Linked DNA regions of Mus musculus: region 2 is linked to region 1. The links are chromatin loops, found by intact Hi-C in ENCODE. Cell type or tissue: heart. All regions are shown on one strand. Links, peaks and the distances in the headings refer to the core of each region. The heading gives the core; the rest is flanking DNA. Region 1 holds the start of Dnajc24 (DnaJ heat shock protein family (Hsp40) member C24). Region 2 holds the start of Arl14ep (ADP-ribosylation factor-like 14 effector protein).

Region 1 (5,381 bases), core at 130-5,129:
TGATCCTGTCTTAGGAACATCATAGTATCGCTGGATACATTAATGCAAGCAATTAAAAAGTTCTAGATAATTTATATACCACAATAATTATCACTGAAAAACATTTTCTAAAGGCTTATATTATCACTATACAACAGAACTATAATCTAGACTATTAAATAAATGCTGCACATACATGTTAAACACAAGCAATATTAAAAACATTTTGATATTATAAATGCCAGAATGGACGGGAAGAGATGAGCACAAAGTCCCACCTCTACCTGAGGAGATACTGGCATCTGATAACTGCAGTCAGAAATGTCAGTTTTCTTTGAAGGTCTGACTCTTAGCAGGTGGACCACACATGAGGGCAGTCCACACACCCAAGAGTATCTGGGCAACACAAACTGGACTCAGTGGGTTGGGGAAGTAGGGAAGGGAACTCAAATTTGGGTTGGTAAGGGAGGTGGAATTATATCCGGGATAAGGGAAATAGAGATGATCAAAATTGTATGAAGCTCTCAAAGACTAAATATATTACTTAAAATTTTAATATTACTGTAAAACAGGCACATGCATTCTGTTCATCAGCCAGAACATAAAAAGTATTATCATTCTAATATATAATCAGTGTAAAAAATTTTAATTTCTATGTTCTTAGTTTTACCAAATTATCAAAATCCAGAGAACAGTCTATATAACACATTACAACTTTTCTTTTTTTTTTTAATATTTTTTATTATTACGTATTTTCCTCAATTACATTTAGAATGCTATCCCAAAAGTCCCCCATACCCTCCCCCCCACTTCCCTACCTACCCATTCCCATTTTTTGGCCCTGGCATTCCCCTGTACTGGGGCATATAAAGTTTGCATGTCTAATGGGCCTCTCTTTCCAGTGATGGCCTACTAGGCCATCTTTTGATACATATGCAGCTAGAGTCAAGAGCTCCGGGGTACTGGTTAGTTCATAATGTTGTTGCACCTACAGGGTTGCAGATCTCTTTAGCTCCTTGGATACTTTCTCTAGCTCCTCCATTGGGGGCCCTGTGCTCTATCCAATAGCTGACTGTGAGCATCTACTTATGTGTTTGCTAGGCCCCGGCCTACAATTTTACACATAGAATATTACACATTTCAAGTGCTCACTAGTATGGTCGTGGACAGTGGATTTCAACACTTATTAAGTAAAAACGGTTTTAGAGACCCAACATGGATTATTTCAGTCAAAATTATCTGAGACGAATAGAGAAAAGTAATCCAGGTTCTGAGAGTGAGAGAGTCAGGGGATTCTAACTCAGTCACTACCATGCTATCCCACACCTAGTCAAAATCCTTTTCCTCTACTACAAAAATGTTCAAATGAACAAACAAATATCTAGATTCCTATTGATGGAAATGTTTTGAAGCTTAAATTTCTGGTCGCACTGAAAAACAAAAAAAACTGTTTTCCCCACCATGATTTCAAATCTGAAAAGACTTACCAGTAATATGAGTTTCTGATATTTTTGTTTTAGGTCTGACATATTTGCAGATGGGTCTGCACCCAGAATGCTGTACCAATCCTTTTTGAGTGTCTGCTCCAAAGCCATCAGCGTCCTTTGACCTAGAAGGGAGCCTTCTCTGATGACCTGCAGCAGAAATGTTACAGCAATTCATTACAACCAGAATAAAGAAATATTCCTCCTAGATTCCTTACTACTTGAGTAAATTGCAAGCCCAAGAAAGTCTATATTTCCATTTTAAATGTCCCATAAATGCCATGTACAAGGATACAAGGATATAAAGATACTGAAAACCTATTAAATATTTCATGGAATATGCATATCACCTAAATAAATTTACAATGTTATAAAAAGAAATTGATAATGAGCCTGGGTGATGGATAGGCTTCTAAGAAGCGCTGACACCATTGCATACACTAGCAAGACTTTGCTGAAAGGACCCTGATATAGCTGTCACACAGAAGTGGATGCTCACAGTCAGCTATTGGATGGATCACAGGGCCCCCAATGGAGGAGCTAGAGAAAGTACCCAAGGAGCTAAAGGGGTCTGCAACCCTATAGGTGAAACAACAATATGAACTAATCAGTACCCCCCGAAGCTCTTGTCTCTAGCTGCATATGTATCAGAAGATGGCCTAGTCGGCCATCAGTGGAAAGAGAGGGCCCATTGGTCTTGCAAACTTTGTACAGGGGAACGCTAGAGCCAAGAAGTGGGAGTGGGTGGGTAGGAGAGTGTGTGTGGGGGGGGAGAGGGGTATGGGGAACTTTGGGGATAGCATTGGAAATGTAAATGAAGAAAATACCTAATTAAAATTTTAAAAAGGTATTTCTTATCTAATGGCAAAACTGGCATACAGGTGCTCACTAAACACACAGGAGCTTAATAAGTATGTATGAAACGAACAGATAAAAGGAATGGAATACCAAAGAAATGTTAAGGACATACATAGTTCCTGAATTTCCCTGGTTCGCTTCTTTCTTCTAGAGTAAAAATAAAGACGCACAAAATGACAGCACCGCACGGGCTCGGGGAAAGGGGAGTCCTCTTGCTGGGGCAAAGATCCTCACAGCCCATAAAGACGTTGCTCCCGAAGCTATGCACTCCAGGATGCCACAGTCCTCCAGACTTTAGAAACCAACTCACCCTGAAGCAGCCGCAGCTTGGCGGACACGCGGCGTCCACAGGCAGGCGTCCGCCCCACCGAGGCTGTCCCTGCTGATGCCTTCCCCTGGCTCCACACAGCGTCAGACTTATGGCGCTTCACTTTGGAGCAGGAGTCCACTTGCTGCGGCAGCCGGACGGAAAGCGGAACCCACTTTCTTTTCCGCCGGAAGTTGGAGTACAGCGGGAGTACGTTTCCAGTCGCGCCCTAGTTGTTGGTGCACATTACTGAAAGGCCCCGCCTCCAGTCCAGACGCGGCCGCTATGGTAACGCGTCGGGATTTCTGAGGTTTTGTCAACAGTGAGAGGTACGCAGAGAAATGCCTTTCCTCAATTTGCTCTAATTCTTCCTTTGCCCCGACACCACGATTGTTGCATCCCTCTACATCTCCTAAGGTGCACCTTCATCCTAGGTTCCTCTTACTTTACCTTGAGCAACTCCGGTCCTATTTGTTTATACTGGGGACGGGCAGTTGGTGATAAGGATGAGGATGGCTAACAAATTATGCCTAATAATTTCCGTTAAACCTGAACAACTGACTTAAAATATTTTTTAACTGCAAATCCTTTCCCATTTTCTATCTCTTTGTCGCTTTCGCTTCATCCCAGTGAGACAGCTGCGGAAGATGTTGCTAGAACTATTTTGTAGATGAGGAAACAAATCAAGGACAAAGGCCGGGTATATAATTATCCAGGTGTAGAAACAGCGTTCTTAACAGAATGAACTGTGCTGTTGTGTTCTGTCTCTCTCTCTCTCTCTCTCTCTCTCTCTCTCTCTCTCTCTCCCCCCCCCCCCCCCATTGTATCTGGAGATGAGAATCATCTTAGTTTTGAGACCTTAATATGATCTCCCTTGGCAATACAAAGTAGTTTTGGTGTTGCTACTTTCTTAGATGTACTTTCCCTTTTGTCTTATTTCTTCCAAATATCAATTCAAGAAGCACCAAAGATAAAATTAGGTAGGAAATATTCTAATAGGATAAATTATTTACTGTAATGAGCATTGCATGACGTAAGGAAAAACTGCAGAATGATACAGTTGACTTTAAAATCTAAATATAAAAGCACAGATTGGGTTCTCCAATGGATAGATTTTGTCATGTTTAAAGCAAAGACCATTATACAGTGGCAGGATCTAGCTTCATTCCTGGGCTTAGAAAACTATGTGTGTGAGCCTACCAAAATGCATAGTGAGTATTGTGAATCTCTCCCTGTACAATATTATAAGAAAGCCCCCATATACCTTACCTAGCCCTCAAATAATCCTTCTTGACCCTTGTCTGTATACAGAAATATGTTCAAGAAGTCCAATTTTGAGAACAAAAGTTTTGATATACTATTCCATCAGGTTATTGTGTAATTTATTTTCTTTAGCCAGTTTGTTTGATGTTTTTTCATATGAACTCACAAATGCTTTTCATTCTCATCTCCAAGAATTCTAGCATTGTGCACTAAATGAGATGAACTTTTTGCTTTATCTCCAAGGTGTCCTTGGTCAACCTAAGCTGTCAATATTTAATTGATATCATCCAATAAATACATTCTCTTTAACTTTCTCTGTTTCAAAGATGTCTTATCGGTGGTTTGCTTGGGTATGTATTCAGACACTTGAAACATTGAGTCTGGTGGTTCTGTTTCTGAAAATATATTTGGTAAAACTCACTTCTTCACAAACAACTTATTGCTGTTGTTGTGTTTAGTTCATTGAAAAAAAAAACAGATGGCTTGTCTTATAATCCAAATAATTAACATTTGAATAAACTCCTCAAGATGGCTCTGACATGGATCACTAATCATTAATTTCCATTTTAGAACAACATCATTCAATAGAAATATAGCAAACCCCAAATTCAAGCTCTATGTGAGACTTTGAAAATATTATATTTGACATCCAGAATAGTTTCATTATAAAATGGAATAATGTAAATTAGCACCTCTCAGTCTGGACTACCTATTTTCAGTTTCAATAGCCTCATATCATTAATAGCTACAACATTGAGCAAAGCAGGTTTAGAGAATGAAGTCATAACTCTTTTCCAATTGCATTGATTTTTACTGTCCATGCATTTCTATGTGTGGGTATGCCACAGAATGTGCTAGAGGTCAGAGTACAACTTATGGGCATCAGCTTTCTCCTTCTACCATGTGGGACCTGAGGACTGAACTCAGCTTGTCAGAATTGGTAGCACTTGTTTTACGTTCTGAGTTATATCTGCCTCCTAAAGTCCTAGCATTTTATTCTGGCATTAATTTACCTTCTATAGTAGTTGAATCATTAGACAGTACTTCTTTCAACTTCTATGGCAAGTTGTATAAAATACTCATTTGTAATCTTCCAATTCCGTGATGTATTATTGTCTCTAGAGGTATGTATTGAAACTGTTTCCCCCGTGGAATTGCCAGCCTTCTGGAGGAAGAAACCTTTCTTATTTGACAAGCTAAGCACTGGAAGCTGACTTGCTTCACATTTCAAGTTTGAGTGATGGGTTTCTAATCTGGACAAGGTCATACTCCAGGGACAGAGACCCAAGGCCTAGTGGACTAGGGGATGAGAAGATTAAAAGGGTAGGAAATCTGATGTCAGGAGGTCTTGCACAAACTATGTCTTATACCAGTCAATCTTATTAAGAAGTACAGTATCTTATATATGGTTTTAAGGGAGATGGGACACACTTAGCAGAAAGCTATCATACAATAGGATGAAGTCAGCAGGAAGCTTAACAAACAATATT
Region 2 (5,381 bases), core at 283-5,282, 970 kb after region 1:
GGGAGGCTGGCTGATTAGAAACTCAAGGTCGGGCCGGGCGTGGGGGCGTGGCGCACGCCTTTAATCCCAGCACTCGGGAGGCAGAGGCAGGCGGATTTCTGAGTTCGAGGCCAGGCTGGTCTACAGAGTGAGTTCCAGGACAGCCAGGACAGCCAGGGCTATAAAGAGATACCCTGTCTCGAAAAATCAAAAAAAAAAAAAAAAAAAAAAAAGAAAAAAAGAAAAAAAAAAGAAACTCAAGGTCTTCCTCAGCTCCCTCCCTGGAGGCCAGCCTGGGCTAGAAACTGTCTCAAAAGAGGGGGAAAGGTCATCTTAGAACTCAGGAAGTTTATGTTTAGAAATCCAAGTCCTTAAAGTACTATAATTTTTGATGGGTCAATTGTAGAAAATTAAACTGTCCATCTAATCACTGCATTTGAAACGAACCAACCAACCGAAAAAGCAAATCGTGTATAGTTGCTTTACATACACGAATGTCTGTGTCCTACATGGCTGCAGGGCTAGAAAGTGGAGCATCAGATGCCATGGAACCGGAGTTCCAGTTGTTAGCTGCTATGTAGGTGCTGGGTTCAACCCAGGTCTTTGGGAAAAGCAGCCAGCGCTTGTAACTGCTGGCCCATCTCTTCAGTCCCAGTCACTGCATTTTTTTTGTTTTTTTTGTTTTTTAAAGTAAGGATCTCTTTGGAGTCATGGTTAAAGGAGAATTTTCAACAGTTGTTGCCAGATACAGAATTATTAGCTAAATCTGCATATTTGTGCTTTTATCAGTTATGTCCTACATATTGCTAAAAGGTTAATCCCATCTGTCTGAAATTCATATCTAAGTGCACAGTCAGGTATCTTTCTTTTTTTTTTTTTTTTTTTTTTTTAAAGATTTATTTATTTATTATATGTAAGTACACTGTAGCTGTCTTCAGACACTCCAGAAGAGGGAATCAGATCTCGTTACGGATGGTTGTGAGCCACCATGTGGTTGCTGGGATTTGAACTCCTGACCTTCGGAAGAGCAGTCGGGTGCTCTTACCCACTGAGCCATCTCACCAGCCCCGGTATCTTTCTTTTTATCTGCTAAATTTGGCACCTCCATTTTCAGAGCCTTTTAGGAAGCAAAGCCTTCTTTGGTTCTAGCTCTTCTTATTTGAGTTAAAATAGATTTCCTGAAGAACAACTTACAGGAACTGCTCAGTTTAAATTTCCTACGGGAGGGATGGAGTTTCTTTCCTAGACAAGACTGTTGGCAACAGACAGGATGGCTCAGTCAGTACATTGCTTGCCATTGCCACACAAGTGTAGGGACCCAGGCATTGAACCTGCAAAAGCAAACAAGCCAAGTGCTCTGGTGCCCAAATGTAATCCCAGTGTTGGTAAAACGGAGGCAGGAGGGTCCCTGGGGCTTGTTGGCCAGTTAGACGTTCTTAATGACAAATATTAACACCAAAAGCACTATACTTTAATGCCTGAATGGATCAGTGGGTCTGCAGGCCCTTCATAGATGTGTGGCATTGTCTATGCATCTATTTTGTTTTCCAAACAGCAAAAAATAACTCTGACAAGGATTTAACTAAATGACCTACTCCAGGTTGTTCTTCTTCTTCTTCTTCTTCTTCTTCTTCTTTTTTTTTTTTCCTGAGACAGGGTTTCTCTTGTATAGCCCTGGCTGTCCTGGAACTCACTTTGTAGACCAGGCTGGCCTTGAACTCCACCTGCCACTGCCTCCCGAGTGCTGGGATTACGCCACCATGCCGGGCTACAAAATATTTCTTAATCCAATTTTAAGTTACATTGTCTCTAGGCCCACCAAGTTTGGCCAATCACAGGTCAAGTCAGCAAAACCTCCTCAGAGTATGGTGGCTCGGGGGTCACATATTCTCCAGCCACCATGGGATCCAGTCATCTGTATACCCCACTTGTTCGTATCAATTCTTCAAGCATCACTAATTCCTCCTTCACCTCGGAGGTTTCCATCAACCTATGTAAAAGAGTAAACTTCCAGTCTTTCTGCTTTACAGCAACACCATACTCTGCTACTTGTTAGTGCATTATATGCAAAGCTCCAAAGGCAAGGCACTACCGGATTCCCTCAACAGCCAAGGCTTCTCTAATTAGCAAATTCTGACACTTTACTCTTTAGAAATTTTTTGAATAAACACAAGGTCAGAAATTCCTAGAGTCCCAAATGGCAGACTCTCCTTGAAATCGATGTGATCGGATCCCACTTCTCTGCAATGATCCCCACCACAACCCCGCGTGGGATTCACTCATTAATGCCCCTACTCTCTGCCAATGCCTCAACTCATCAGACATAATCAACAGCACTAGGGTAGAAAAAAATTTAAAACAAAACGAAACAAATGAAACCCTCAACCCACCAAAGTGCGTAACTAAATATCACACGGTTAGAACTGCGAAGATTGTGAATTTTAAAGACGGTCTGGAGAGATGGTTCCAGAAGACCCAAGTTAATTCCCAGCACCCACGCCGGTGGCTCAGACTATCCTGTAACTCCAGTTTCAAGGTAATCCGACGCCCTGTTCTGATCTGTCGGGGCTCCAGCCACGCACTGCTGGCACATACATACTGGCAAGACATCCATCCATACAAAATAAAGTAATAAAACAAAATGTTTTTAAAGTTAGACTTGGGAGGCAGAGGCAGGCGGATCTCTGTGAGTTCTAGGTTAGCCTCGTCCACATAGAGAATTCCAAGTCAGCCAAGACTACACAGAGAAACTGTCTCAAAAAACAAAACAAAACAACAAAACTTAAAAGCCCCAGGCCTGGTTACTCGTTTCTGTAATCTGAGCTACTCAGGAGGGGCTTGATGAGTTGGAGGGTAGTTTAGGACATTTGGCACGAGTGAGTCCTCACAAAGAAGCTGAGGATGAAGCTCAGCAGTGGCGAGGCCCTGGTTCAAATAAAACCCTGCAATCTGATGCAGTGGCGGACCTACTGTGTGCAGGGTAGAGCCGGGTGCCAGGCTGCTACAAGCCCCTTCCGCCGTACAAGCCTCCCCTCCCAACACTCCTCCCGGTTCACCGCGGCCTCCCACATTCAAGTGCCATCGGTAGAGTCCACTCACAGCCCTACGGCCCGACCCGGCCCGGTCCACCTGAGCTGCCACGGGTCTCCGCTGGGCTCCGGAAGCACCGTCTCTGCACAGGCCAAGCTCGGCTTTCCACACCACCGCCGGCCCCGCGCAGAAACCGAGAGGACGGCGAGGGCGGCTAGAGAGACCGCTTGTACCATGGAGAGGAACCAGGAGGAGCCTAGAGCGGAAGCCAGCCCGGAGGCCTCCGGAGGAGGAAGGGCTGGGTGCGGGGGACAAGGGGGGATGACTCAATCCAACGCAAGAGTTGCTTCAGTTGCTCGCCCGCCTTGGGGAACTTGTATCCTCTCCTGAGGTTGGGGAATTGGGAGGCTCTTGGAGGCCCTTAGCAAACACAGGTTTCCTTTACTTCGTTTGCAAATCTGTTCTGTGCAGGACACCAAACAAACGCACCTAGATAGCCCTAATCCTGGAGGAGAGTTAAATGCAACTCAAGGAATGGACCTTTTATTTAAAGTCTCACATTTTATTTTTTGATCCATTCCAACTAAACATATTCTAAAACGCTCTCTCTATTATATATTGTAAAAAAAAAAAAAAAGTCTAGATCTTTGAGTAAAAGGTACACCACAGGAAATTAACCTTTACATTTTGGGGGTGGAGAGAAGAGGTGTAATCATTGTTGTTTTGAGGTGCGTGAGTTTTTGTTTTAATTTTGGGACAAGGTTGCAGCCAGGTAGTTGAGGCTGGACCCTAGAACTCTATAGGTAGTCCACGCGGCTATGAATATAACGTTTTCTTGGTTTTGAGAATTTGACACATATGGTGTGTTTGGATCAACTCCACCTCCAGTGATGTCATCTAGAAGTGCAGGACTGGGTTCGGTTCTCTTTGTCAGCTCAAGGATTAAAAAGGAGGACAGCATTACCTGAAATTTTTGGGTGTCCCTGCAGAGTCAACATATGATAACCTAGGAATTTGGGTTCCTTCCTGGGGATCTTAGTTTTATTAATAAAAGAATAAACTAAAACAGAACAACTCAAGGACAACTTATTAGAATTTTAAAAAGAAAACCCAAGAGCAGGCAATTTGTTAATCTTTAAGTTGTCCCAAAGAGGAAGATGTAGAGTATAAATATGACCGGCCTCAGTGGCAGACAGCCTTGGGGTGAGAGGTGGAACTTCCGCAAAGAGGAGGAAGTCTAATGCTAAGTTAGAGAGCTCTGGCCAGCACCTGAAGGAAAAAGATGGAACAATAAATAGTTACACAGTTTTTTTGTCGTGCCTCAGAAAGCAGGTCAGACCCATTGAGGTCAGCCAAACCTAACCAAGGCTCTGCTCTTAGGACTGAATGGGGCATTGGAAGGAGTCTGGGAAGGGAAAACTTGCTCTTAAGCTGAACCTACCTTCCTAGTAGATGTCTCCCAGCCAGACCCTGACCTGCCCCATTGGATTAGACCTTAAGGGAAGAGACTAGGGCATGCCTACAGCTAGGCAGAGATTCCACTCCCTTCTACCTTCTCTCACGTAAAGGCAGGTATATTGGGTTTTGTTTTCGTTTGCTTGTTTTTTAAAAACCCAGAGTCCATTCATTGCTGTCAGTATTTGCTATGTGAGGCTATCCATGAAAGAAAATCAGGAAATGCATCCCTGAAGAAAATTGACTCTCTTCACCAATAGGCATCAAACATCAAAAGCTCCTCAGAAGAGTGGGATTTCGTGGGGTCCTCTCTGTTAGGTCCAAAGTGGCCCCTTGAAATAGTGGTGCTGGTGACAGTGTCCTAAACAGAAGGACCCTGGCTAGGTACTTAGAAGCCTAAAGGCAGGAACCTCCCTTAATCTTTCAGGAGCCTCCTTTACCCTGCCCTGAATGACAACTACCTTGGGCAAGGTATCTAGTTCTCAGCCAATGTGAGCGGCCTACATCAGCTCAAAGATGCCCTTCAGTTGCTCCCCTTATTCCCCAGTAGTCTTGATAGCTTGGTCACCAGTAAGCCCTTCTTTGTGTGGAGTGGTCTAATTCAATGGTTTCACTCCACCCTGGATTCCAAACAGCTGTGTCATTTGGAAGTCTATAAGACACCCCCACCCCCCACCCCAGCCAACAACTTGAAGAACAGCAACTCATACCTAGTACTGGGTAGGCAACGTATGAGGTTATTTTAGATGTCTCCAAAAATGTGACTGAATTAGGGCTGACAAAATTGTCACTTTAGATATATCATGATAACAGTTTTTCTCGTCTGATTTTGACTGCAAGTGACCCTCTGTTCCACCATATTTTCTATTTATTTTAACTTTGGCATGCCTTATAGTTTACTAACTTACTACATATAT

Evidence for each region. A loop is a pair of places that touch in the nucleus more often than their neighbours do. Peaks named below come from ENCODE experiments on the same cell type or tissue, not always from the same donor. Only the 100,000 strongest peaks of a DNase experiment are listed, where the experiment ranks them.
Region 2: a loop joins it to region 1, with 5 times the contacts of the local background. A loop is called at or near these places in 2 of 42 quality-filtered maps.

Annotation. Positions count from the first base shown.
Region 1 is chr2:106,000,463-106,005,843 of GRCm38, forward strand. It overlaps Dnajc24 (DnaJ heat shock protein family (Hsp40) member C24), which reads right to left and starts at 3,087. Exons shown (of 5, transcript NM_026992.3): 1 at 2,632-3,087; 2 at 1,467-1,613. The coding sequence starts at 1,574. In heart, for the core only: no CTCF peak of the experiment used is centred there; a DNase peak (open chromatin) is centred at 2,819; H3K4me3 peaks cover 1,673 bases; H3K27ac peaks cover 1,189 bases.
Region 2 is chr2:106,971,194-106,976,574 of GRCm38, forward strand. It overlaps Arl14ep (ADP-ribosylation factor-like 14 effector protein), which reads right to left and starts at 3,204. Exons shown (of 5, transcript NM_001025102.2): 1 at 3,079-3,204. In heart, for the core only: no CTCF peak of the experiment used is centred there; a DNase peak (open chromatin) is centred at 3,238; H3K4me3 peaks cover 1,690 bases; H3K27ac peaks cover 1,481 bases.